2 separate regions of the Homo sapiens genome follow, and region 2 is linked to region 1. The links are chromatin contacts, found by Hi-C in ENCODE. All regions are on one chromosome and are shown on one strand. The core of a region is the stretch at or near the end of the contact, and the rest is flanking DNA. Distances in the headings are between cores, read along the strand shown. Region 1 holds the start of ZHX3 (zinc fingers and homeoboxes 3). Region 2 holds the start of TP53RK (TP53 regulating kinase).

Region 1 (3,267 bases), core at 319-2,818:
AGTCCTAGCTACCTGGGAGGCTGAGGTGGGAGGATTGCTTGAGTTTGGGAGGTTGAGGCTGCAGTGAGCTGTGATGGGGCCACTGCACTCTAACCTGGGAGACAGAGTGAGACTGTGTCCCACTCTCCACCCCACTGCCCCCATATTTTTTTTTTTTTGGCTTTTACTCTGAGATGGGAAACCTTCTGGGGGCTTTTGAGCTTAGGTTTCAACAGGATCCCTCTGGCTTCTGTGTTGAGAGAAGGCACCATGAGAGCACAGTGGAATCGTGGAGAACAGGCAGGAGGCTACTACAATATTCCAGGAAAGAGGAAAAGGGGTATTTTAAAGGTAGAGCTGACAGGCTTTTCTAATGGGTTGCATGTGGGATATGATAGGGAGAGTGGAGTCCAGGATGACTCCAATGGTTTGTCTGGAGTCATCAGAAGAATGGAGTTGACATGAACTGAGGTAGGGAAGGTTGTGAAAGGAGCAAGCTAAGGTGCCACGTATGGGTGTTTGACTATCGACTTGTTTACTTGGACACATCGCTCACACTTGTGTATATGCTCCCTGGTTTTCAGGATCTGAAGGTTCTAAAGTTACTTGAAGTTAAAGGCAGCCTTACTTATTGAACACCAAGCACTGTGCAGAAATCTTTATATGTGGTGTCATTTAACCCTTTTAATATTTCTACTGATTTACTCATGTTTCATTGCCCTTTTACAGTTGAGAGATTAACACGTCCAAAGTCACTCAGACAATTATTAACCTGCTAGATTAATGCAGATCTGGGATTCCCATCCAGGTGTGTCAAGACCGTAGAGCTCCTGCTGTTTACTAATCACTGGATTCTAAAGGTGGGAGCCACTTTCTGAGCATATTTGCTGCAGACTTGGTTCCATAACTAAAAAGGTGCCTGGATCATGTGACGAGAATTCAGGAAAGAACCCAACCCCATCCCAGGCATTACAGGTTATACAACAGCTATGAAGAAAGGACGGTATTAGTGGACTCGAGGAGGCTGACTGATGTTTGAAAGTTCAAGTACTTGAAGACTCAATGTTAAAACAGTGATCAAGAGTTAGTTTTTTTGTTATTATTCTTAAGAAAACAGAAAATATTAAAAATTGCAGTGAACCCTTGGTTGGATAAAAGACCACTCCTAGTCGACGCTTGTTGGGAAACACTGGAATTGGAGGAGTGGGGGCAGACAGGAGCGAGAGCCCCTGCCAGCCTACACACACATCCTTTTGAAAGTGTAACCTGGTGTGACCTTCTTTAAGTGGTCCTCTGGAAAGAGCAGGATATGGAGTACAAAAGCCAGGAACCTCTGGGACCGCAGCATCCGCCCCCAGCGCCTCCTTCCCCGTCTTCTTCAGCCTCCACACGGTGGGGCGGGGAGGAGGGGGGAGGAGGAGTGCTGGCGCATGCGCCGGGGGCAAGGTCCGCTCCCCGCGACGTCAGGGGGCTCGCACCCGCTCGAAAGCCCCGCCCCGCGGCCGCCAGAGGCGACCTGGGCGGACTGGGGGGCCTGGGCCACGCCCCCAGCCGAGTCGAGCAAGGCCGAGGGGAGCCGTGCAAGGCCGAGCAGAGCCGAGCGCCTCCGAGAGCGGCCGAGCCCAGCCGAGCGGCCCGGAGTCGGTTGGTGCAGCTGCGTCCCCGCCGCTCAGCAGTCCGCGGCTCCGGCGTCGCCGCCGCCGCCGCCTCTGCGGGGCCTGCGCCGGCCGCCCGCCCGGCCGCGGGGAGGGAGGCCCGCAGCGCGGGAAGAGCGGCCCGGTCGCGGGCGCCGCCACCGCCGCCGCTGCCAGGTGAGCGCCCGCCACGGCCAGCCGGCCCCGCGTGCCCCCGCGGCTGTCAGTCCCCGGTGTCTGTATCTCTCTCTGCCTGTCAGACCCTGTGTCTGCGCGAGCTCCTTCCCGCCACGCCTGGCCCGCGGCCGGCCCGCAGTCTCAGTCAGCCCCCTCCCGCCGGCTGCCCCTGGTCTTTCTGTCAGCCGCCAGCACCCCCATGCTGAGAGGCTCCGCCCCTTCCCCCCGGAGCCCCGCCCTCCGCCATCTGTCATCACCCCCCGGGCTCCAGGAGCGGGCGTCCAGGGGTCCTAGGGGTCAGGGTAGCCCCGCGTGCCACCATCGTAGAAGGCGCAAAAGGGGGTGGTAGAGGGGAAGCGGGGGCGTTCGCGCAGGCCCGCCTGACCGTGTGAGAGTGCATGCCCGAGTGTGCGTTCCGCGTGTGCACCCGAGAGCCGCCTGCGTCCACGCCCGAGGGCCCTTGCACTCTGCTGGGATGTGGCAGCCCATGCCCCCGGTGTAAAGAGCGTCAGCTCGACCAGTGAAGGCGGCAGAGCCAGGACTCGAACCACTCGGGGTACAGTAGCACCCTGAATCTTGGGACCCTTGTCTGCCCACGCGAAAACACTACACGTGGGCCCCAGGTCCTCGGATTCCCTGAGTGGCGTGTGAGTGGAGTTTGGAGCTTGTTAAGCCTTCCCAGTTTGGGATTTTCATTCAGGGAAGCCTGTTGGAAGTGATTGAGGAGTGGATGGGATGTAGGACTTAGGTGGGGAGTGTTTGAGGGCTTGAGTCATTTTGAGTTGCATGGTTTACATTTCTGAGCAGTGATTGCCCTGGGCTTGTGCCCTGCGAGAAACTTATGTGACTTGGGGTGGGGGAGTGAGGTAGGAAGGAATGCTCCTTTCTGTTTTTATCTATGTGAACACATAGTATATATTTATCCAGATATCCTAAATGTTTATTCATGAGGCGTCCACACGTCCTTAATTTAAAAAAGGATTACAGTAGTTTCCATTTATACACGTTCTTGTGTGTTGTTATCTCAATGCTCTTTATTTGTGGTAACTTAGTATTGCAATATTTCAAAACTAAGAGAAAATGCATCCTAAAACAATTGGTATTTTGCCGGATAATTCTGAACCACGGAGAAGGAGCCAAAAGCGCACTTCATTAGCTGGAACAACTTATTCGAGCTTAATTTGTTTCTAAGAGACATACAGTGGAAAAATCCAGAAGCGCAAAATAGTATCAAAGACACATAGAAAATGAATGAAAAGGGCCCTTCTGTTGCTGCCTTGGAAAGATGGTATCAAAGTTGCTGTAGAGGACAGAGCCACTATGTAATGATCAACATATTAACCAAGTTGGTTTTGTGACCTTGATACATTGAGCGGGGCTTGATTTGTGCAGTGGTTCATGACAGGCAAACATTGCATGGGAAGTGTGGTAATTTTTGGAAAAAAATGTTCCCCATGTTGTTTTGGTTTTTGGTTTT
Region 2 (3,267 bases), core at 438-2,937, 5.4 Mb before region 1:
AATATGGTACATTTATATACACAATGGGATACTATTCAGCCTTTAAAAAGAATGGAATGCTGTCATTTACAGCAACATGGATGGAACAGGAGGATATTGTGTTAAATGAAATAAGCTAGGCACAGAAAGACAAATATCCCATGATCTCACTTATATGAGGAAGGTAAGAAAAGTTGAACTCATGCAAGCAGAGTAGAATGGTGGTTACCAGGCGGTGGGGTAGGGGGAGGGAGATAGGGAGGATTTTGAGAAGTTGGTCAAAGGATACAAAATTTCAGTTAGATAGGAGGAAACATTCATGAAATCTATTGCACGACATGGTGACTATAGATAATAACAATGGGTTGTATTCTTGAAAAATGCTAAGATAATAGATTTTAAGTGTCCTCACCCCCGAAATGATCAGTATGTTAGGTAACGTTAACTAGCTGGATTTAGCCATTCCACAATGTATACATATTTCAAAACATGTTACTTACGATAAACACGTACAATTTTTACTTTTCCTTATGTACGTCTTCATCTGGCTGTTCATTTTTATCTTTTATACTATCTTTTATAATAAACTGGCAATAGTAAGTAAAGTGTTTTCCTGAGAAACAACAAACTGGAAACAACTGTTTAGCAACAAGAAACTGCCTGACCAGGTAGAAGGACGTGGTAGCTCTGTATGTATTGATATGGAATATAGTCTGAGATAAATTGTTTAGGAAAATGAAAAGCAAGTTGCCAAAGAACCCACAGTATGATGTCATTTATGTTGGAAAAAACGCCACAACGATGTGTGAGTGTGCACACTGAATGAAAGAAAATTCTGGAAAGAAACTAACGGCCAGCAGTGTCACAAGGGGGATAGGTAGTTTATTTATTTATGTGTGCGTGTGCAAAGTTCCGTATTGTAAGAATTTGCTACAGCCTGTGTTATTATAAGCTTTGTAATGAAACAGGTAGAAACTGAAAAAGTTTAATTATTCCCAATTCAGTTTAGGTTCTGTCTCCGGAAGACTTTCCCGGATTCCCCAGCCCCCACTCCCCACCCCATCTTACCACCCCCTCTGCCAGCTCTGAGTCTCAATTTTCTTTTCTGTAAGGATTTTCATCATTTAACCTTATTTCTTCTGAATGCACTAAATGGTAGTTATCCTAGCACTTAAGAGGATGTCGGAAACATGGTTCATTGTCTGACCCTTCCGACTCTGACTTGTATGAGCACATTTTGGGGGGAATGTAGGAGTCAGGGGAAGAGGAGTTCCAAAAAGAGACTACTAGAGGGTACAGCTGTCCCGGAAGAGACTTCTGAAGAGAGCAAAGCGCGTCCGACGTTTTTCTCGAGAGGCGCCGAAGTTTTCCGGAAAGAGACGACCAACTGAGAGGTGGGCCCCCAAAGCCGGCTGCGAGAGTCACCGAAGATTTCCGGAGAGCCAAGGAGTCGGGAAGAGCCACTTACTGAGCGTTGCCGAACGTGTACGGAGATAGCCGAAGAGGCGGAAGGCGGGGCCACAAGAGCCCTTCCTGCAGGGAACCTCAGGCTTCAGAGAGCCGAAAAGTTGGGAGGCGTAACCACTTACAGGCCGGAAGTGTCCGGGGTGGACGCATTCGGGTAGCCGAAGAAGTCCCAGGATTGCCGAAGAAGTCCCAGGATTTCCGAAGCGAGCCGAAGCATCGCGACAGTTTTCAGAGACAGCTGATCGGTTGGAGCTGTTGCGCCGAGCAGTCATGGCGGCGGCCAGAGCTACTACGCCGGCCGATGGCGAGGAGCCCGCCCCGGAGGCTGAGGCTCTGGCCGCAGCCCGGGAGCGGAGCAGCCGCTTCTTGAGCGGCCTGGAGCTGGTGAAGCAGGGTGCCGAGGCGCGCGTGTTCCGTGGCCGCTTCCAGGGCCGCGCGGCGGTGATCAAGCACCGCTTCCCCAAGGGCTACCGGCACCCGGCGCTGGAGGCGCGGCTTGGCAGACGGCGGACGGTGCAGGAGGCCCGGGCGCTCCTCCGCTGTCGCCGCGCTGGTAAGGTGGGCCGGGATCCCGGCGTGGGCGGCCCCGAGGCTCTGGGGCCTGGGCGGGTGAGGGACTCCCCTGCGCTCCGAAGCTGGATTTCCCTCAGTTTCTCCTTCTGTGCCTTCTGCGGTGTCCGGCCTTTCGGAAATGTTATTCTTTCATCCCTTTTTTCATTCGTTAAGTCTTAAGAAACCACGTGGCCATGCAGCGTCAAGCTTTTGTCCTGAGGCCGTTCTGCCTGGTTCAAATCTGGGATCTGTCATTATTGCTCAATGTTGAACATGTTTAACTTCCCTGAGCCTTGGTTTCCCCATTTGACTCGTTTCAATTTTCGATCATTATCTTTCCATTTATTAGTTTTAAGAAACATGTAATGACAAGTACTTGCCCCACTGGAGCCAGGCTCCCTGGGTTGAAATACTAACTCTGCTGCTTGTGTAGCCTTTCAACAAGTTATTTAGCCTCTCAGCCTCGGTTTTCTCACCTGTAAAATGGGAGACATAGTAGCAGTATCCATGTCATAGGGATGTTGTGACCATTAGAGGAGGTATGTGTGTCACGTATTATGTTCAAATGTGTGCCTGGCACATAGTGCCCAATAAATGTTGGATTTCATTAAATTGCCTATTTTTTCATTAAACATCATTGTGCGCCAGCACCATAAACTTTGTCCTCAGATGAGAAAGTGACACTCAGAGAGAAGTAACTTGCCCAAGGTTACACGGTTACTAAGTGGCCGGTCCAGGCCCTCAGCTCCTTATGCCTCTGACTCAGAAGCCCTGGCTTTTTACTTTTACGCTTCTTGCCTTTCTTTTATCAGTATTTTTTAGGTACCAGTGGGTACCAGGACATTGTTAAGTGCTGGGAGATCTGGGTGGGGGATATTCAGTAGCCAACAAGCGGACACATTGCTGCCCTTTCAGAGACTTAAGATTTCATGAAGTTATTTGTGTATTCATATTTCTGTTTTCAGCCTCATGATCTGTTTCGTTAAGCAGAGATTGTATTATAGCTGGCTTGTTTATTGCTGTATCCCCATTGATAACATCTCTCAGTTTCTAGAAAAGTATACTGAGCCTGGTTGACTTTCAGTAAAGATTCATTGAGTTTATTGGAGCTATTGTTCCTTGTATAGTAGCAGAAACTGAGGCTTAGAGAAGTTAATGTAATTTTAAGATTAGATTAGACAACTAATAAGAAAAGCAGCTGGGATTTGAACCCTGTCCTCTCTGACTACGAAGATGAACCTCGAAGCTAGCACACTGCTTGGCCTCCTG

Evidence for each region. A loop is a pair of places that touch in the nucleus more often than their neighbours do. Pooled maps may share reads with other maps.
Region 2: a pooled map shows a loop between it and region 1 (39-fold over the local background). The contact joins the promoter of TP53RK here to the promoter of ZHX3 in region 1. A Hi-C loop is called at or near these places in 4 of 50 pooled maps.

Annotation. Positions count from the first base shown.
Region 1 is chr20:41,316,032-41,319,298 of GRCh38, reverse strand. It overlaps ZHX3 (zinc fingers and homeoboxes 3), which reads left to right and starts at 1,568. Exons shown (of 4, transcript NM_001384317.1): 1 at 1,568-1,790. RefSeq lists an enhancer at 1,139-1,188 and silencers at 1,299-1,748, 1,759-2,048.
Region 2 is chr20:46,687,864-46,691,130 of GRCh38, reverse strand. TP53RK (TP53 regulating kinase) reads left to right here and starts at 1,687. Exons shown (of 2, transcript NM_033550.4): 1 at 1,687-1,999. The coding sequence starts at 1,717. It overlaps TP53RK-DT (TP53RK divergent transcript), which reads right to left and starts at 1,832. Exons shown (of 1, transcript NR_186399.1): 1 at 842-1,832. RefSeq lists an enhancer at 1,239-1,828 and a silencer at 2,059-2,108.